Regions from separate parts of the Mus musculus genome. Here region 2 is linked to region 1. A link is a loop called in an ENCODE intact Hi-C map of the cell type or tissue named here. Cell type or tissue: heart. All regions are shown on one strand. Each heading gives the region's core, and the rest is flanking DNA. Links, peaks and the distances in the headings are about the cores only.

Region 1 (10,116 bases), core at 1-5,000:
CCAATTTTTTTTAATACTGTCAACCACAGTGGACTCTGGTATCAGGGGAGAACAGAATGTTCCGAAGCTGGGAACCATAGATATTGGAGTCACTGGTAAGTGAAGATGAATGCAGGAGCAGGGATGGATGGGGCAGGGTGGTACCTGCTGTACCACAGGATGTTACAGCTTTGAGATAAACAAAGCGGACCGAGGGAAGAAAACGCACATGTCCACCCACACACAGGGCATGCTAACTGGTTTTCAGAGCATCTGCCCCGTTCTGTTGATGGATTAATGGTGGACTTGGGTTGGTGGTGGAGATCGTTGATGGACATGGGTGGCTAGAAATTGGAATGAAAGGATGGTTCTGATACTTTAGATGACAAAGGCAAGAAAGAGACTGCCAGCTGTTGTGGTGGGAACACACAGACTGTGATCTGGGAGGGGGAGGGAGAGGGGGAGGGCTGTTGAGGAGCAAAGGGCAGCTGGAGCCAGGGGCAGGGATGACATCACCCGGGGATTGCAGGAACTCAGGGACCACAGCCATGCTTGGAGACAGGTGCAGGGGGAGGGGGAGGGGGCTGGGGGGGAGGGTGGATCATCCCAGGCCTCATTCCATTCAGCTCAGGCTTCTCACCCCCCCCCCCCCCCCCCGCAGTCAGCTCCTGTCATCTAACACAGCGGAAACGATCTGCTTGTAAATTCTGGGGTTCTCAGGTCTGCAATGCCCTCTACTTTCCTAAAAGCACGCACAATTGGCAAAAGGCAGGTTCCATGGCTTCATGGTGCTCACCCTAAGCCTGGCCTTCAGAACCCCAAAAATTCCTCAGTTCGGATGGAATCATTTTCTCTTCAGGGAACCCAGGTGTCCTGCTCCCTCCTCTTGGTAGCCAGGGGTGAAATGATCCAGGGAAGGAGGGGGCAGTGCCCTGCAAGGCTGAGCCTGGGCAATGGCTGCCCTCATGGCCCTCTTGAGCTCCCACAAAGGCGCTGCCTCAGCACAAGTGTCCATGTGGGAGCCTGGGTTAGGTTACTGGTAAGGGGAGCCGGGGCTCCCCTCCTCCTGACCTTCTGGCCTTTTCAGCAGACTCAGGGCTTCTAGACAGGGAGGGGAATCTTGGGAAAGAGTGGGGTGAGGCAAGGAACAAAGACCCTCAGATGGGGGCATTCTTTTCTTCCTCAGTACACAACAGGCTGCCTGCCTATCTGTGCCCTTTTCTGGGCCTCAATTTCCTCCATTGTCAAGCCAGTAGAGGGATCCACCCATAGCAGAAGACAGAGTAGAGGATGGGAAAGAATATGAGACAGCTGTTCTCTCCTACACCCCAAATCCACTGGTTGTGTGTCTGGCATGTTCTCCTCAGGATGGGGTCTAGGGATACTTAACTGGAGACTAAAGGAACATAACTTTCTGAGAACCCCTCACCTCCCATCCAAGAATGAGTTGGGTCTCTTGGACCTTGTCCAAAATCCACTTTCACCAACACAAGAGGGGCAGTGGGCTTAAAGTTATTGGGGAGTCACTGAGGGACTCCACGGTGTCCTTGATATCCTAAATCCCTATGAGAACTCTTCTGATCTTTGAGGACAGCATATAGCTGGTGGGCAGAGCCTGGTTTGGGGAGCTGCACTCTAGATTACAGCCAGGCTCTGACCTTGAACTGCCCAGATGCCCGAGAAGAACTGCCTGGCCTCCCAGCCTCAGTTTTTGCCTTTGGGAAATGGGTGAGCACTCACTTTCCGCTGCTGTTTCTCCCAGGCCGGGTCCAACAGCAAGTCGCGGTCCCAGTCCTCCTCCTGTTCCATGTACTCGCCGCCCCCACCGCCAGAGAAGGGCCCCTCCCCGGCCCCCAGACCCTCGGGCTGCATAACCATCATCATCTTGCTCAGGCTCTTGGCTCCGCTCTGCTTCACTGGGCGAGCTCCTGCACACTCAGGCCGGGTTAAGTAGGGCCCGGTCCAGCCCCCAGATCGGGTTCGTACTAAATATGGGGTACGTGGGTGGGGCCAGATAGGGGGCGAGGGAGGTTGGGAACTGGACCAGAGAAGAGATTGTGCTGGAGTCAAAGATTGCGGAATCGCGGGGGATGCTGGGATGACTACTGGCCTAGATAGTGGGTTCGCATTTTAGCTCTGTGGTTAACTTGCTGTGTGATCTTGGGACAGCCATGGACTTTGTTTCCTCATCTATTAAGTGGATTCCAAGTGGTGGCTGTAGGCATCCTAAAGGCTGCCCCTTGGACCTGAGTCTGTCCCTCCTAAGCATTGCGCTCGAGAAACAGACCCCTATTTCTATTTCACAGTCTGTAACAGCAAGTCAACAAGTTGTTTGGGGAGTTTTCTAGGGTGATGGAGACACCCGAGCATGGGGAAAGGCTCAGGGCCAGATGATAGGGCCAGCCAGGTCTATTAATACCGGGGCGGCTGTAGAGGAGTGTAGGGAGAATGTGCTGAGCCGGGAAACCCCGACGCCCCGGGGGCTGCAACTCAATCCTCATGGAGTGGCAGCAAGCCACACCAGGGGCGGCTACTGCAGTACGCTGGGCGGACTGCTTCTTTTTGACACCTGGGCAGCATCACCAATCAGATTTTCGAACATCTGGTCAGTTAGCCAATCACTTCTCCGTATCTGTGGCCCCTCCCTATAAGTCTGGCGCGCGCAACGCACCCCCTGCGGAGCTCCTATTGGTTGCAGGAGACGTCAGTTCGCTGCTAGGCCCTCCCCAATGCGGAAGCAGTGGGATCCCAGCGATCGGAAAGCCGGTGGGTCCGACCATGGGGGAGTCCTGGGCAGCTCGGGGCGCAGAAGGAGCGCCCGCGCGGATGCCACTGGTACTCACCGCGCTGTGGGCCGCCGTCGTGGTCCTGGAGCTGGCCTACGTGATGGTGCTGGGGCCTGGGCCACCCCCGCTGGGACCACTGGCCCGGGCCTTGCAACTGGCGCTAGCTGCTTATCAGCTGCTCAATCTGCTGGGCAACGTGGTGCTCTTCCTCCGCTCGGATCCCAGCATTCGGGGGGTGATGCTGGCTGGCCGCGGCCTGGGACAGGGCTGGGCGTGAGTGTTGGGCTCCGGGAGTCGGCGGGCAGAAGCAGGGGGTCTGGTGGTCGCTGGTACCAAGAAAGGACCCAGAACTTGAGGTGTCAGTAACCAGATGACGTTAGCATCCGGGTTGTTAGAGCCATAGAACTCCTTTAGAGCCTGGCACCCGCTACTTATTCATTCAGATATTGAGCAGCCACTGTTCCTAGGACTCAAGTGAAAACAGATGCCCGACCTCCTGGAGTTGATTTCAGTGGCGGAAGGTGCAGATAATAAAGATAATAATAAGCCAATAAAAAAAAAGCAAATTGCGTAAACTAGATGCTCAAGAATGATACAGAAACAAAAAACAGAGCAGGGTAAAAGAGGCGAGAAGTTATCTTTATTATTTGTGTCTGTATGTGTGATGTGTGTCCGGTCCCAGGCGCGCATGCCGGGGTACACAGGTGGAGGTCGGAGGACAATTTTCGGGAGTTTGTTCTCTCCTACCACGTGGGTTCAGAAGAGTGAACAGGCCATCAAGTCTGCGAAGCAAATGCCTTTAACCACTGAGCCATCTCTCCAGCATAAAGTTTCAATTTTAAATAGATGGTCAATTTTCAGTACAAGACTTTTAGGTGATTAGCTTTAGGTTAATTAGCTTGATTAATTAATTTACATTTTACTAAAAAGCCATAGCATCCACAAATATATTAAGACTAACTTGTCCACTTGCAACTAAAAACTAAAAATAAATAGGTGGACATCACTCAGGCATTTGCGGTGGAGTCAGCCACTTGGGAAATTTTGAACTGGTTTCTGGGAGAGGGAAGCAGACCAAGAAAAGGCAGAAGCCACAGTATGCCCAGAATATTCCAGAACCACAAGGTCAGCGACTGGAGTGGAGAGGGAGAAAGATGTTAGTGGTGGAAGTACTGCCAGGCCTTTGCAAACTTTGCTTTTCAGAAGGTGTGTCACAGGCAGTAACCACTAGCTGGAGATGCCTGGTGAAGACAGGGACTGTTCCTGCTTTCCCAAGATGGTCTCTGAGGCTGCGGTTGGGCATGGTCTGGGACACTGAGAGCTACTGAGGCACTGACCTGTGTCCTTGCTCCCACCCCCTGCAGTTACTGTTACCAGTGCCAAAGCCAGGTGCCACCTCGTAGTGGTCACTGCTCTGCCTGCCGTGTGTGCATCCTACGTCGTGACCATCACTGTCGCCTATTGGGCTGCTGTGTGGGCTTCCATAATTACCGGCCCTTCCTGTGTCTCCTGCTTCACTCTGCTGGTGTCCTGCTCCACATCTCAGTGCTGCTAGGCCCCGCCCTGTCAGCCTTGCTGCAGGCCCACTCAGCCCTCTACACAGTGGCTCTCCTGCTGTTGCCCTGGCTCATGCTACTCACAGGTGGGGAGCTTTCTGAACCTTTTGGGAGCCAGAGACCCTTGCACTGGACTGGGGAGCAGGGCCCTTTCCATGGGAGGTGTGGTGTCTAGCTGGTTCTCTTGGCCAATGTTTTGGGGACCCAGTCCCAGGGTCATTTAAGGAAAGAGGGAAGCCTGCCACTTAGTTGAGTGTTAAGTACTGTACTTTACCCGGTGCTCCAAGACAAGAGCAGAGTTCTGGCTCCCAGAGTCAAGAAGGACCCCAGGGCTTGCTACAGAAGAGGGAAGGCTGATTTGAGAGCCCATGGGTTGTTGGGGTGCTAGAAGGTTATTAGGGGAGGTGGACCTAATGGTCCAAATATCCCCACTCTAAACACAGAGAATGAGTGCCGTTACATGTACACAAACCCTGAAAGGAACCAACGCAGTTTCACAGGCACCATGAGAATGAGGGCTAGAATGATGGTCAGGACTGGGTGGTAGAAGGCATGAATGCTGGGGAGAGATACCGGTCTGATTTGATGGGGCGAGGGGAGCCAGTGAAAGTTACAGGCAGGGAAGTCCTTTCCTTTGGAAATTGGGAGGAGACTTGGTTGTGTTACTGGCTGGCTTCTGATGGTGTGAGTACTCCTCTTTCCTCTGACACCTCCGTAAAAGTCCCATGGATTTGTGTATTCTTTGTCCCTTCTGGCCAGAACACTTTGGACGTGTTTCCTGAATCCTTCTCCCGACCTTTCCACTGTTCCTGTTAACCTTGTTCTGCAATCTCCCTGGCCATTCTGAGAAATCACCATGCCTCCTTATCCTATTGAATCCCACCTCTGTCCCAAATGCTGCCCCCACCTCCACCCCCACCCCCACCGCACACACACGTGCACAAGCGCTCTTCTTGGTGGGTCTGTGTTTTCTGAGGCTGGGTGCTTTCCTGCAGTTATCATAGCTTATCCCACTGTCCCCAGACACTGACTTGGGCTCCCAGCCTCTCAACCCCAGAATCTGTTGCACCAAAAGCACCAACTGCCAGCGGCCTTACCCATGTCCAGAAGGCTTGCTTGGATTTTCCTCTCTTCCTTTCTTCTCTCTCTCCTTCCTGCCTGCCTGCCTGCCTGTCGCCTGCCTTCCTATACAGTCTTGCTGTGTAGTCCAGGCTAGCCTTGAACTCATAATCCGCTTCATAACTCTCCAGATATTGGGCTTACAGGCATGTGCTCACTTCTGGCTTCCATTTCTTGGCCTGTGTTTCATTTCCCCAGCTCTTACATCCACACCTACTTCTTGTCAGCACTCAGAACGGGTCAGGTCACTCTTTACCTTGCCTGTCTGTCTTTACTGCTCTGGTTTAACTAGCACAGGGCCCTTCATGTCCACTTTCTCCTGCCAACATCTCAGCATCCTAGCTCAGCCTCCCTACCTGGCTGCTGAGGGCTGTCAGATATGCACGATGCCATGTTCACACCCTGGTTCACCTTATTCTCCGTATGAAACCCAGGTTGACAGGGGCATTGAGTATTTGTAGGTAATCTGTGTTATTACGGAGCTAGGAGCTAAAGATGAGCCTGAGCTATTTTTGTCTCAAAAACAAAACAACAGCAATGTTCCTGTGTTCAGCTCTCCCCCAGGGGTGGTGGTGGTGGGGGGCTTTGGAAAGCTGGTGTCCCCCTTGCTGGAGGCCTCTGCTTAGTTTGTCTACTCCTGTTCGTGTGCCCAGCTCTCTTCATTGGTGTTCTTGGGGGTTCCCCTACACCTCCTTAATTTGCCTTCTCCTTTCAAAGGATGTGTGCAGGCTCACAGCTGCTTTCTTGCTCATCCTCCTGGTCTCCGCTCTGCCCTTCCTCCTGGGGTGGCACAAGCCAGGCTGTCTAGATAAACCCAGCTCTCTCCTTGCTTTAGGGACTGTCTAGATAAACCCAGCTCTCTCCTTGCTTTAGGGGCATCTCGGGCTCAGATGCTTCCAGTGCCACATTCTTAACTGGTTTGCCCTTGGCATCATCTACATGGTTTTGATATTTCCATCTCTCGTTTCTGTTTTGGGCTTCCTTTCATCTGGTCTCCACAGGCTTGGTAACTTGTACTTGAGTGTAGGGCACCTCTTCCCTCACTCTGGCACTTCCTGCTGTTTTTGGAGCCCCTCCCTTCAGGGTCCAGTGCATACAGACCTGGAACAATCTGCCAGACCCTTGACACTGACTCCTAGGAGAGTCCCTGGACGGGATGTTCTCTCTCTCTTATCAAAATAGTGCGGTCTATTTTCTCTACCCTTATTAGTATTTTTTGCACAGCACTTCTGCCATGATCTGGGGATGTGTGCATGCGTATGAATGTATGTACTTGTGAAGGTCAGAAGACAATCTTGGGCACCTTCTGATTAAGGCAGTATCTCATTGGTCAGGCCAGCTAGCCAGCAGGCTCCAGAGATACACCGGTGTCCTCCTCCCATCCAGTCATCGATGGATTCACAGGCCTATGTCACCACATCCAGATTTTTATGTGGGTCTTGTGGATCAGAGCCTCGAGCTTGCAAGGCAAGCAGTTTACTGCATGCGTCATTTCGTCAGATCAACAACTCTTATTGATAACAAAACACATCATTTTAGCCAGTTGGAAGTGTACAACTCAGCAGGTTTTAGTATATTTCAAAATATACTAGATGTCTGTATTTAGTACAGACATCACCACTATCTAATTTCAGAACATTCTCACTCCAAAGAGAAATGCTGTGTCCAGTGAGAGCCTCTGTCATGGCTCCCTAGATTCCCTCAGCCCCAACCATCATTAGTGTGCTTTCTGTGCATGCGTTTGCCCATTCAAGACAGCTCACAGCAAGCATATCCCACAACCCACGGCCCTCCATGCCTCGAGTCTTTCCCTTAACACAGTGTTTCATGGCCTCTGGAAGTCAATGAATTATTGAGCAGGAACTAGCTGCCTGCTAAGGTCAGGATGGTAAATGGTGTACTTTCCCATGTAACCCGGACCCCAGGTGTGACTAAGTAACTGAGTTTACAGGATGGAGGCTTTGGTGGGAGGAGAGCAGGATTGGGGTTTGGGAAGGCCAGCCAACTGCTATTCCCTGAGCCCCTTTCTGTTTTCTCCCCACAGGCAAAGTGTCTCTGGCCCAGTTTGCCCTGGCCTTTGTGGTGGACACGTGTGTGGCAGGTGCACTGTTGTGTGGTGCTGGGCTGCTTTTCCATGGGATGCTGCTGCTTCGGGGACAGACCACCTGGGAGTGGGCTCGGGGTCACCACTGCTATGACCTGGGCACCTGCCACAACCTGCAGGCAGCCCTGGGGCCTCGCTGGGCCCTAGTCTGGTTCTGGCCTTTTCTAGCCTCTCCTTTGCCTGGAGATGGGATCTCTTTCCAGACTCCAGGTGATGTGGGTCTTGTGACTTCCTGAGTCCAGGTAGAGCCAGAACTGAACAGGGCAGAGGATCGAACTGAGAACTTTTTAGCTTCATGCCAGCCGCAGGAGGAAGGCCCGATTGCCCCTTCATGTGTGTAGTGGGCAGCTTTAGCTCCTTCTTTGAACCTGCCCAATGTGGGCTCTTCTATCTCTGTAGTTGGCCCTTTTGGCAGAGGATGGTCTAGCAAGGGGGCTACTTGGCCTGACCGACTGCCCCTCTGCAGGGTAGTAAAGTGCCAACCTGGTTCTTGGCCTCCTCCATCTTTGCTGGGTTCCTATACCTCACTTTGTTGTTTTGGTTGCTGTTTCCCAGGTCCCATGTCAGGCCTGGAGACTACAGAAGGCCTGAGATCCCAATGGGCCAGGGCTCTGCCACCTCTGGCCCTGGAAGGGTGTGGTGGGATCCAGGCAAGGAGAGTCCAGACGTGCTCTAGAGATTAGCACTAGAAACATGTCTACAGCAGGGGGTGAGGGAGCTCTAGCAGCTCACCCGTATGCGGGACCACAGTTAGAATCTTTGTTCTGTAAGAAATAGAAAAGCCCTGCTAGGCCATGTGACAAGATTGCTGGTAGAAATGTAGACCTTACTGGCCTCAAACTCAAGGAAGTCCACTGGCTTCTCCTTTCTGAGTGCTAGGATGAAAGACATTTGCCACCATGACTGGCCTAAGAGATTAGATTTGAACCCTTCCAGCTAGATTGTTTTATTAAATAAATTCATTATGAAATTCTATTTATTATTGTAAAGAGAATTAAAAAGGACCCAATCTTAGGCCTGGACAGAGAGACCAGACCACAGGAGTCTCAGGCTGTGTCCCTTGGGGGCTCTGCTGTGGCTGTAGATGGCCTTGCACACCCTTCACAGAGAGGCCTGGTCTTTGGTCTTTGGTCTTTGAATCTGCTTTACTTTTGCACAGCTGAAGTGAAAAAGGAACATCAGGGCCAAAATAACTAGCTTCCAAGCACTCCAGAGTTCATGAAGGGTAATTTTAACATTTGTTTGTGTGTGTGTGTGTGTGTGTGTGTGAGAGAGAGAGAGAGAGAGCGAGAGAGAGAGCATGGTGTATGCATGGACATGTAATGTGTGGGTACCATTGGCAACAAGATATTGTTTCTGAGATGTGTCCAAATTACTGCATGTAGTGATATGGTCCTCTTTTTCTCTTCCACATGGAGATCTGAATATACCTTAACCAAATCTTTTTTATTTTCTTCCACTGGTCATTTTCCTACCTCACCCCGACCCCATGTACACTCCCCCCACGTAGTGGGAATCACGCCCTAGGAGCCCTTGCTCTTCCATACCAGTCTGAGAATCAGCTCCTCAGATCTCACCAATGAAAGCCCACCTTGAAATAAGCGGGATCCAGTAGACCGTGTTAGCTTGTAGAAAGTAAGCGTCTGTGAAGTCAACCTTTCAGATCACGAACATGGTTTATCTCCTCAATGAATAGTTTTACTTTTGAGACAGGGTCTCACTTTGTAGCTGTGGTTAGCCTAGAAATTACTATTTAGACCAGATTGGCCTCAAACTCTGCCTCCTAAGCAATGAGATTAAATATGTGCACCACCATGCCAGCCTTCAATATTTTCAATAAAGCTTTTTTTTTCTGACAAAGATCATGTCTTTTTGTTTGTTTGTTTGTTTGTTTGTTTGTTTTTTGTTGTTTTTTTTTTCCAAGACAGTGTTTCTCTGTGTAGCCCTGGCTGCCCTGGAACTCACTCTGTAGACCAGGCTGGCCTCGAACTCAGAAATCCGCCTGCCTCTGCCTCCCGAGTGCTGGGATTAAAGGGGTGCGCTGCCACGCCCGGCTTGTTCATGTCTTTTGAGTAGATTTATTTTTATATTTTAATGTTACTATAAAGGATTTAGGCAGAGATTGTTGAGCACACATAAAGAGCACTAAATTTTTCTAAAGATTAATTTTCCTTTTGTGTTGGTGGGAGAGGCATACCTGTACCATAGCACATGTGTGGAGGTCAGAGGGTAACTTGTTTTTTCCCACGTGGAGGGACCTGGAATTGAACTGAGGTCAGCAGGTTTGACAGTGGGTATCTTTACTTGCTGGGCTGTCTCAATGGCCCCTCATTGTAGCTTCTTCTGCTTGCTGTATTTGTAATCATAACATCTTTGTTCTTCCTCTAAAAAACTATTTTGGTGGAGACAGCAGGTCCAACTGATCTGGAGCTATGTAACTCAAGATGGCTTTGAACTTTCGTTGACATTCCTGCATCAACGTTCTGAATTCTGGGTTTAGAGGTGTGAGCCACCACATCTGGCTTCCTTTTCCATTAAACTATTTTTACAGGGGCTGGAGAGCTGGCTCAGT
Region 2 (11,102 bases), core at 3,925-8,924, 50 kb after region 1:
GCTGAGAGGTGGCCCGGCTGAGAGGTGGCCCGGCAGATAAGATGCTTACTGCACTGCTCTTGCAGAAGACCCAGCTTTGGTTCGCAGCACGTAAACGGGCTCACAACTGTCTCTAACTCCAGTCTCAGGTTAACCTTGGGCTCCTACATACAGGGGTGCATACTACATACTTCAGGTACACACACACACACACACACACACACACACACGCATGCTAAAATAAACAGACTTTCTAATTTAAAATATACATATCTAGGGGCCCACACATGTGCCACAGTGCTTGCGTGGAGGCCTCAATAGCTTCGAGAGTCAGTTCTCTTTCCATCATGGAGATCCCAGAAGATCAAATTAATGTCACTGGGCTTACCGGCAAGCACATCTGCCCACTGAGCCATTCATCAGCCCCCTGAGCACTAATGTTCACAAGCTTGGCTGTGTGAGGCACAGAACCACCTCAGTTAACTCTTAGCTGTGTGGGATGAACTTGGGAGACAGCCACGGAGCTGTCATGTGGCCAAGGAACACAGGACAGGGTGGATGTATCCTGGTACACATGTGACATCTCTGTCTTTCTGATTGGTGCAGGCTTACCTCTCACACAAAGAATCCTTTAAGTCTTGTCCTTCTCAAGGACCTAAGGTGCCCATATGTCTTTGAGTTCAGGCTGGGACCCGAGAGCAGGTGGCAGTAGTGAAGGGGTGGAGACAAGAAGCCCCATCAAACTAGTGTCCCAAATTGCCAATTCCCAAACCTGAGAGTCCAGAAAGTCCTGGGCCAGCTTAGCATCTTCCATGGTACAATCCCCAGAGAAATAGGTGGTGACTCCCTGTAGGGGAAGGGACAGTGAGAGAAAAGGTGCACAGAGAGACAAGAGATGGCGTTACTAAGGGCGCAGAGTGACCCTGTGAAGCAGCTGATGGCTTCCTGCCCAGGCTCTGCATGTCCTCCCAGCACCTCCACCCTGCCCTGTCCATTTCTAGGGGGAAAGGTTGTAAAACAGATTTTCTTCTTAGACATTTTCCGTATTTTCTTCTTTGAGGTCGGATCTCACTATGTAGCCCCACTCCGGCCTCAAACTCACACTCCTGAGGGCTGCGATTACAGGTGACTCCAGGTGTGTGCCACCATGCCTAACTCAGTCTTTCTTCCACCCATCCTCTCTAGCTGGCCCACCTCTAAGGCTTGCCACGGCTTCTCCCCACGCAGTCCAAGCAACTCCCAGAGGCAGGAACCCTGGATCCCCCCATCATTCTCTCCTAGACTCCCTTATCCTCCAAGCTCTTCTCACCTTCCCTCTCTATGCACCCACATCCTGCCAGGCCTGACCTGGAAGAACATTCTAGACACATTCCATGCAGTTCTCTGTGGTGCCAAGTGGCTTCAGTTCAAGAGTAGGGAAGAGCCTCCTGCCTCCCATCATCAGCTGCCCTTCCACGCATACCAAGCAACCTCAAGGATGCCTCCACTTTACCAAGTTCTTGGAGGAAGGGGCTCACCTCCTTCCCCAGCCCAAGATGTCGAAGCCTCGGTTCCAGGGAGAACATAAGGTCCCCACAGGTCTGCCAAAGGTCCCTGACTTCTTCTGGCCGCTGCTGGGCAGCCTTACTCCCCAGGATCACACGTCCCAGCTTGTCCTGCAAGGAGAAAGGAGGGCATTGGTCTGCCTACATGTCCTTCAACCTCCCAGAGCCTCCCTCTCCTTGAACCTAAGACCTCACAATGTAGCCCCGGGAACAGCAGCAGCAGCAAGCCCTGAGAAGAGTTGAACCTCAGGCTACCACAGAACTAACTACTCAATCAGACACTGCATTCAACATTACCAGTACAGGCATTAACATCTGAGGAACGACAGTGCATGGACTTTGCCTATTCTAGTGATGACCAGCAGGCGTCTAACCGCTCCCATTTGCACAACCTAAACTTGCTTGGCTCTCAGATCAGAAAGGACTGTGCTTTTCCTTTATGTGTCCATCTGTAGCACCTGGGGATGCCAAGTGACACCACAGTCCCAGTGTCCCAGTGACAGGGCTAGGGGTCGCTCTGCACCTTTGACTCCAACAAGGGTCCCTTCTTTATTCTCTAACCACAGCCCACTGCTGCCTCCCCAACTCACCTTGGGCAGGTTAGGAACAAACTTGGTGTCACCAAAGGACTTGTAGTTGCCCATGTTGGAGTAGACCCCTGCAGCGTAGACCAGGAATGCCTGCGCAGTGGAGACAGCATAGCATCAAACATATGAGACGACTGCTTTTTCCCTTTCAGGAAAAGGTGGATTTTTTTTTTCCAGGGCATACCAGTGTGGGAGAGGCTGAGAAATCACAGGGCAGAACCCTGACTCTAGGAGGCCCCAGTCTGGCCGAATTTGTTGTCACAGATGAATTTTTACCCCCACCCTACTGGGTAGCAAAACTGGTTTCAGCAGCTACCAAACACACCTACCTAGGCTGGTGATAGCAAGAAGCTGCCTCCCACAGCTCCAAGGGTAGGCATGTAAGCTGGCTAGGCCAGTCAGAGAATCACCTTCTCTTGCTATAGGCTGACTGAGAATGGCTTGAGAAAACTGAGAGATGGAGATCACATCTCAAGATAGCATGCAATAACTGAGTCTAACTGCACCTGAAGCCTCCTCTAGCCCTGGTCCTTGCAATTATGTGAGCTAAAAATTCTTTTCTTGTTGTTCTTTTGCTTTGTTTTGTTTTGTTTTGTGAGACACAGTCTCACTGTGTATTACTAGCTATTCTGGAATGTTCTATGTAGACCAGACTGACCTGTAACTCACAGAGATTTGCCTCTGTCTGCCTCCCAAGTGATTCAGTCACAGGCATATGTCACCACACTAGGCTCATAATTCTCTTTAAGCCACTTTGTATTGGGTCTCTGTTACTTACCAACAAAGGCATCCCACTAAAAATAGTTAACACTTGGGTATCACTTCCTACTTACAGGCATTCCCACAGAGATTTGCTCTTTTTAACAGTAGACGAAGGCCCACAGACAGGACGCAATAAGCAAAAATTCCAAAGATATGGAAGAAATAGTAACCTTGGCTCAGAAATAAACAATCTGATCAATTTCACAGAAAACTAGGTCACATTTCCATATATTCCTCATGGGAATGTAATGTGTTGAACCATTTTTAATAAAAAGTTCTCACTATATAGCCCTAACTCGTCTCAAACTATGTAGATCAGGCTGGCCTTGAACTCACAGAGATCCTGCTACCCTTGACTCCAGAGTGTTAAAATTAAAGGTGTGCACCACCACATGTGGCCTTAGAAGATAATTTAACACAATCAGATCATTATAAATGTTCAAAGCCTTCAACCCAGCATTCCTATCTCTACAAATAGTTCCCACTTACACGCTTACACACTTACACGAGAATGAGCATTGTGGCATTGTTTGAAAGAAAAGCTAGAAACCGGGCTGGTGAGATGGCTCAACAGATAAGAGCACCCGACTGTTCTTCTGAAGGTCCTGAGTTCAATTCCCAGCAACCACATGGTGGCTCACAACCATCCCTAACAAGATCTGGCGCCCTCTTCTGGAGTGTCTGAAGACAGCTACAGTGTACTTACATATAATAAATAAATAAATCTTTAAAAAAAAAAAAAAAAAAAAAAAAAAAAAAAAAAGAAAAGCTAGAAACCATCTAAAATATTCAGCATTTAAAAAAAAAAAAAAAGAGGCAAGTGGATTTCTATGAGTTGAAGCCATCCTGGTCTACCGAGCAAATTCCAGAACAGCCATGGAGAGACCCTGTCTTGAAAAACCAAAAACCAAAACAAAATAAAACAAACCAAACAAACCAACCAACCTGAACCACCCAAATACTTATTTGATTACATTGCACACTGCTTTAGAGTGTTTCACGGCCAATAAATGAAGTGGACATTGCCTTTCCCGGTCCTACAGGATATACACCCAATGGAGATTCTCCAGGATACAGGGATCTGCAAAATGGGCAGTATCCAGAACACCGAGAACATGATGTAAGAGGTCAAACAGGGCTGGGGAGAGGCTCAGTGCGTAAGAGCACTTGCTGGGCGAGCGCGGGGACCTGGGTCTGAGCATGCAGCACTCACATCAAGAAGTCAGGCACACGTGACCATGCACACGTGACCTCAGCACTGGGAGGAAGGTGGCTGTGTACACCGCCCATCATGGGAGCTTGAAAGCCAGTCAGCCTTGCCAGAACAAGCTCCAGGTTCACTGTAAGCCCCTGTTTGGGGACTGAAGAAATGGCTTAGTAATGGAGAGCTTGGTAGAGGACCCAAGTTCAGTTCCTAGCACCCATGTCAAATGGGTCCTATGCCTCTTGCCTCTGTGGGCAACACGCACTGACACCACATACACATAAGAAAACAAATCTTTGTAAAAGAGATCCTGCCTCCAGGGCGTATACTTTTCTGCTGGTGTCTATGTTTGACACTTGCACATGTACACCCAAGACTGTCATTTCACGTTTTAAAAAAAAGTGAGTTAAGCCAGTGGTGGTTCACCTTTAATCCCAGCACTTGGGAGACAGAGGCAGGTCGATCTCTGTGGTTAAGGCCAGCCTGGTCTACAGAATGAGTTCCAGGTAGTTTAAATGGGGGCCTGATATACTGTGCACATACAAGTATCAGTATCCAATGCACTCACACAGAATGGAAAAGGACCAGCCACAGTGCCTGCCTCTGAAAAGACTGAACAAGTGTGACCTTTTGTGTTTCGTATGTTTCTGAATTGATGCAATATAATAAGATTCAAGTATGGTATTTGGCTAATACATCCACCAACAAGAACTAAGAGACAAACAGAACATTCTACCCTTGGTATCTACCCAGGCTGCCTTCCTCTGTCCCTCAGTATCAGGTGTACAGTCATGGCAGACTGCTAAGAACTATGGTATCTAGGCTGGCCTCAGACTCACAGCAATCTTTCTGCCTCAGCCTCTCACGTATGGGAATTAAAGATGTGTGCCACCATGCCTGGCTTGTTTCCCTGTATCTTGAAGCAGGCACTACACTAATGGCAGACCATATGCACATTCTACAGAAAACAAGCCTGAAGCTACAGGGCTGTGTGTGTGTGTGTGTGTGTGTGTGTGAGCTAGCACCCTTTAGTCTAATCCTCTACCTAGTTGGAGAGAGAGCCCTATGCCCCTTGTTCCTGGTCCTTCGCACATCTCCAGAAGCCCCTCAGAAGCCAGGCGAGCCTGTGAGAACTGACCTGGTACTCTTCTTCAGTAAGACCCTCAGCCAGGGCATGTTGGCGCAGCTGGTCAGGGTCCTGGGCACGGAAGAGGCGGCTAAGCAGGGCATAGATGTAGGGGGCTTCAGGGGATGTCTGGAGCAGCACTGCCAGGCCCCCATACCAAGCAGCTCTAGACAGGTGATGGGCATAGAGGCGCTCTGTGGGTGACAGCAGGCGGAATGCCTCCCTGCAGTCCAGGCTAGACACACCAATGTCATTGGGCAGGATGTACTGGGTATCTGCCATGAGCCCTGCAAGAACACATCACAGTCATCTCAGAGAGCGCAGCATCTTCGCGGCTGCTCTGAAAGCTCATGAGCTAACTAACTTCTTCCATCCAGAAGTCCAGGAGGGAGTAATCCAGTCGCATCCATTCACCTGAAATGCTGGGATTCAAAGACTCAAATACTTGCGGGCCAGCTTTGGCCTGTGGCCTCTCAGACTTAAAATCTGAATCCAATCACTTCATATTACAGATGAGGACACTAAGGCCCAGGATGCCAAGTGTACGAAGGAAGAACCGGCAGAACACAGCCTCATTACTAGACTCCCAGCCCCAGCCACTCCCTGCCTCATCTCCACCTTCTCAGATGTCCTAGTCTCTGTTCAGAATTTCCCAACACCTCTAGCTCATCACAACTGCTGACAAAGGCTTCATGCTGGATATCCACCCCACCGTCCCAACCCCGCTCCACCAAAAGGTCTAAAACCCAGGGCAGCCGCTTCACCTCCCTGCACTGCTCTTTGCTCCTCTGCAACACTGACTGTGAGTATGACACCAAGCTCAACAGCTGGGTATGAAATCCAGGACAGGGATGTGACCCAGTTGGTAGAGTTTGTCTAACCAACAACCAGGCCCAGGGTCAGATTCCAAGGTCAGTCTGGGGTACATAAAACCTTGTCAAAAAATAAATCAAAAACAGCAATGATATTTTGTCCCAGCTTTTCCCTCCTAGCATCTGCCCCAGTCTCATGTCTTTCTTCAGCCCTTCACTATCCTGTTTTCTTCTGTTGCTCTGTTGGGAAGCCATATAAGGGCACAACCCATTTTCCAGATAGGAACCATATGACATTTGGAAAGCAAGCAACTTATCCAAAGCTTTTCAGCTCAGTTGGGACCCAAGGAATTCCGAACCCACCACATTCTCCACGCTCCGCCCCTGGCTAAGGACACGTTTCCACCCTCTGTACTCCTTATTTGCGCGGCTCCGCCCCATCTACCCCTTCGCTCGGAAAGAGGTGTTAACTCTTTACTGCCTGGAAATTCTCCTTGCCCAAAAGCTGGGAGAGATTTGGAAGAGGCACTGAAGGGTGGACAGAAAGGGGATGATCTTGCATGCACAGCCAGGCCTCGCTCTGATCTCCTGAAGATGACACACCGTGACCCCAAAACCAAGGCGCTGTACCTCACCTGCTGCAGCTGCTCCGTTCGCAAACTCACTTCCTGCTTCCGGCTCCCCGCCCCATTCATTGGGACACAAGCCCCGCCCCTACCGACCCGTAGTCGCCCCAGGGATCAGACGGACAGCAGCTACAGCCAGTAGAAGAACCGAAGACAGTTCCTCCCCTCATCTTCTCCCCGCCCCCAAGCGCTACGGGTGGTGCCTGCCTTGCAAGGACCGCGAGGCCTTGGCCTTTTGTCTGCTGGCCCTCACTGCACAGAGGCGTGGCGTAGGGCGATGTTTGGTGAAAAAGTTTGAGTTTCTCAGTACCCCGCGTGGCTGCTGTCGGGTACCGACAGAGGGGACTGACAAGGTCCCCAAACGTGAGAGTTCCTATACATCGGGAGCCTCCACACATGTAGCTGGGAGCCTGCTCTCTTTGGGGTTTCACCTCCAGTGTCCCTACCCTGGATTTGGCAGTTAGGAACCTCCACTTAGAGAAGACTATAATAATGTGGACCCCCTCCTCCCTGGATTTAGGATTTGGAGATGCTATTTGGAGACTACGAAGCTCTTACAAAGAGTGTATGTAGGCTGTGCGAATAGTAGTCCCATCCACCAGTAGTCCCAGGGGTGCAGAAAAATGCTACAGGTGCTCCACTGGGTCGCCATGGAAGCCATCCTTAAAACATTGGGAACCCCAGTTTCCTCAACGCACTTGAAGTCGAGGCCAGCTAGTAGCTGGCACTTTCTTAGTGTGACCACTTGCCAGCTAGAATAGAAAAGCGGTCTCCAGTGACATTGACTGGAGGGCAGCCCAGGATGCAGACAAGCATGTTGTTTACTCTTGGTAGTCAGGGAGGAGTCTTTCTGGGTGACCCATGGCTCTTGCAAGTACTTGCTGACCAGATGTGGTAAGCACTGCAAAGAGCTGGGGCCTGACTTAGGCTGTCTAGGGTTCAATCAGATGTCTGTCTCCTACCAGCTGTGTGACTTTAGATAGCTCACTTCTCTTACTCTGGAACACTGTCAGCTTTACTTCAGGACTAAGTCTACCCAAGGGATGGGCAGCCATCAAGAGGTAGTGCTGTCCCCTAGAGTTGTGTAGGAGGTAGTGTTTCGGGACTGAAATCCAACACACCTTCCTTACCTTGCCTATTTAGAGGGGCCAGAGCAACCATGTGCTTAAGGCCAGCCTTGTCACCACAGCGCTAGTAGCTCTTGGTTCTGATTGGTGAGTGTCATTATAAGGGGGAATTCTGTAAAAATGTGTCCCGAGGAAAGTCCTCTTCTTTCCTTTTGCCTGTTCTCATTGTTTCTAGACGAGGTATAAAGTTGTCTGACTGAGACCCAGTTGAAATGTAAGTGTAACCAGATAGGAAAATAAGGGCTATCCATAGCCACCAAGGGCAAATTCAGGCAAGTGAAGGATCCCAGGGCCCAAGACCCCCAACCAAGCTGCATGGTGTCGTGTTATAACCGCAGTCAACAGGAGTGCATGTTAAATGAAGTCCTTTACCAGCGGCTTGCCATATAGAATTTCATTTAATTCTTGCAAAAACCCTGAGATAACATATCACTGTTGTACCAATTGCACAGGTGAGAGGACCTTTGATTTTATAAGACCTTCCACTATACAGTTTCCACTCCTGCAGCAACACACACACAACACACATTTTCTCTCTCTCTCTCTCTCCTTCTCTTTCTCCTCTCTCTTTTTCACACACACATTCTCTCTCTCCTTCTTTCTCTCACTCACACATATTCTCTCTTCCCCCCACCTCTCTCTCACACGCACACACACACACACCCCACATTCTGTTTTAATGGGTCATGGCTTTTCTGTACGTTTGCATCCATCTGGTAATGAAAATACTTTTTGTTTTTGTTTGTTTGAGACAGGGTCTTGCCATGTAGCCCAGGCTAGCATTGAACACAGCCCTCCTTCCTTAAAGCCTACCAAAACGCTGGAATTACCAGCACATGCCACCATGCTTGGCTTTAGAGATTGTCATTCCATTGAACAATCCTGGAATCTGAAGCTCCGAGCTCTGGCTTCTACCACCAGCCTGAGTTCTTCCTAGAGCCCAGTCAAGTACGTTTTGTTGGTTCTTTCTCCCAGAGTCTGAGATTCAACACCAGAAATGAGATCGGAATGTGTTCCCGTGCCTGGACCCCAACATGATTGTTAGCAAGAACTGGGTAGAGTTCCATTTCCAGTGTTTCGTGGAAGGGTTGAAATATCCCCAACAGTTCTGCCATGCTTCGCACTGTAGCCATATGACACTTTGACTACCCTTTGGTGGCTCCCTATCAACAGCCCATCTGGTCTTTATGGCCTCAACCAGCAGCTGTGTGGCTTTAGGTACACTCCTGTGGAATCTTCGTCTCCCTGAGGCTCTGGCTTCTGTCTTGCTCTAAGGACATCAGTCCTACACTCAGAGCCACTTCCTTTTTTTCCCCTCTCTATTTTGTCTACCAGTTTTCCTGGTTTAGTTTTCCTTGTATGGTCAGGGGAAAACCCCATCTTAGCCCTTGGCTCAAAGGAAGCCCTGGCTCACACAGGAGGCACAGGGAGGGACTCATCACTAACTTCACTCTCATAGTCACCAAGGCCCACCAGGTCCCAGCCTAACCCTGGTCCCTTCTCCTTTTTTCTGCTGACCTGCATGTTGGCTGTGAAGCCTTCTCCCTGCCGTCTTATGTTAGTTCCCTCACCCAGGCTGCCCTCCATACTCCATCCTATCTCTACAGTGTCTGCCATTCATTCGCACAGCAACCCCAGCAGGTACAGATGGCCAGCAGGATGTTGTAATCCTAGTCTGGCAATAGTCCCCTAGGTCCCTCCTCTGACCGGAAGCCCTTGCTCATCGCCGGGGCTCTTATGACCCTAGGCACTGGTTGAGTGGATAGCTATCTCTCTGTTTCTCAGCTTTCCCAGGAAACAGACCCTAACCTGCCTTGCCTCGGTCTTGCCCAGCCTTAGTATGATCTGAGAGGGGCGGTTGTGGCTTTCAATAACAGCTTCCAGCTAGGTTATAATTCTCGCTCTAAGAACCCAAGTAGGGCCAATCTCCTTTCCCAGATCACTGGATTAAATAACAACATCTTGGGGAAGCAGAGCCCTGGTGCCGTGGATGCAGCTGTGGTTCCTGTTAGGCTGGGTGGGGCACGCAGTGAACATTCAGCAGTGGTAGCCCTTGTTTCAGAGACGGTGCTGGGGAGCAATGAGCTGCCCATAAATGAGGGTCTGAATTCACCATTATGCATAGCCACACCCCGTGCTCCCCTTAATCTGTTTCTCCACCCCTGCTTCTTTACCCTGAACCTACGCGAAGAGGGTACAGACCCCTTACCTTGTGGGCCTGTAAGATTCCAAGCCACCATGGAGGCTGAGCTCCTGTTTTACCCACCTCCATGAAGCCTCTTACTTTCCCAAACCCAGCAAGGGCTGCTCCCAAGCCCTAGAATTCCCCGATCCAAACAAACATGAAGCTGTCCACCCTCCACTAGGTAGAGAGCCTGACTGTCCATGTGTCCCCCACTTGTCACTATCCTGCCTGTACTGGAAGTCAGCAAAAGCTGATCTCAGCCTGCCTGCCTGCCCACTTGTTACTTACTCACTAGGGGCTGGAGGTATTGCATGCATTCGGGACACGTGGATCTTTAAGGGCAGCTGAGCAGCAAGGTTTATAGAGTAACCCACGGCAGCAGCAGCAGGAGGGAGGAATAGCTGTTCCTGCATTGGCAGGTTCAGGGCACAACCAGTCTAAGCTGGAGGTCGGGGGCCATGGCCCCTTCATTCCCCCAGGGGCACAGTGTATGCGGCATGATGTAGGGTACTCCAGGGAGGGCAGAGGCATGGGGTGCCCTCCATCAGCCTGGGGCAGAGCTGGTGCTAAAGTCCCTATCAGTATGCCTGGGATCGAGATCTCAGTGACCCTCTGAGAGGCGAGAGCCGAGGGGAGGGCCACAGCCCATCCAATGCTTCCAACTGGCGTGGTTATTGCCAGCAGGCAGAGTCCCACATGCAGAGCTCCCTCTGAACAGCAGGAGATGGGGGACCTGGGTGGGCAGGCGAGCATGGCAGCAAGGGTCCCGGAGAGCCTAGTCCAGTGGCCCCTGGAAAATGAGGCGGACACAGCCAAGCTCACCGGTGAGCCAAGCTCCACAGAAGGGGCAGGCAGCGTGGAAAGCATGGGTGCCGTGCGGCAGCGGTGTCTGAGCCCAGTAGCGGGCAGTCTTCTCAGAACAGACGTGGCCACAGGGTGCAAAAGCGTGGCTGGGTGGCCCAGGGTCCAGGCAGAGACCGGCCTCCTGACCGAGCCACAGGGGCACATAGGGTCCCACAAGGCGGCAGAGAGGACACTCTCGCTCCTGGGGGCCTTGTTCCCTCCGGCAGCCCCAGCCGTGATAGCCATGGACATGACCACAACGGACGTAGACCCAGGGTTGCTGTTTGTCGGGTGCTGTGCGGCCACG

What was found. A loop is a pair of places that touch in the nucleus more often than their neighbours do. Peaks named below come from ENCODE experiments on the same cell type or tissue, not always from the same donor. Only the 100,000 strongest peaks of a DNase experiment are listed, where the experiment ranks them.
Region 2: a loop joins it to region 1, with 2.0 times the contacts of the local background. A loop is called at or near these places in 2 of 42 quality-filtered maps.

What each region holds. Positions count from the first base shown.
Region 1 is chr19:4,875,992-4,886,107 of GRCm38, forward strand. It overlaps Actn3 (actinin alpha 3), which reads right to left and starts at 1,918. Exons shown (of 21, transcript NM_013456.2): 1 at 1,720-1,918. The coding sequence starts at 1,863. It overlaps Zdhhc24 (zinc finger, DHHC domain containing 24), which reads left to right and starts at 2,677. Exons shown (of 3, transcript NM_027476.3): 1 at 2,677-3,038; 2 at 4,130-4,407; 3 at 7,485-9,406. The coding sequence starts at 2,758. The coding sequence ends at 7,780. In heart, for the core only: no CTCF peak of the experiment used is centred there; DNase peaks (open chromatin) are centred at 1,950 and 2,650; H3K4me3 peaks cover 2,142 bases; H3K27ac peaks cover 1,688 bases; H3K27me3 peaks cover 827 bases.
Region 2 is chr19:4,921,571-4,932,672 of GRCm38, forward strand. It overlaps Dpp3 (dipeptidylpeptidase 3), which reads right to left and starts at 6,717. Exons shown (of 18, transcript NM_133803.2): 1 at 6,650-6,717; 2 at 5,215-5,489; 3 at 2,114-2,203; 4 at 1,497-1,634; 5 at 752-826. The coding sequence starts at 5,484. It overlaps Peli3 (pellino 3), which reads right to left. Exons shown (of 7, transcript NM_172835.3): 7 at 10,285-11,102. The coding sequence ends at 10,728. In heart, for the core only: no CTCF peak of the experiment used is centred there; DNase peaks (open chromatin) are centred at 6,781 and 7,350; H3K4me3 peaks cover 1,916 bases; H3K27ac peaks cover 2,221 bases.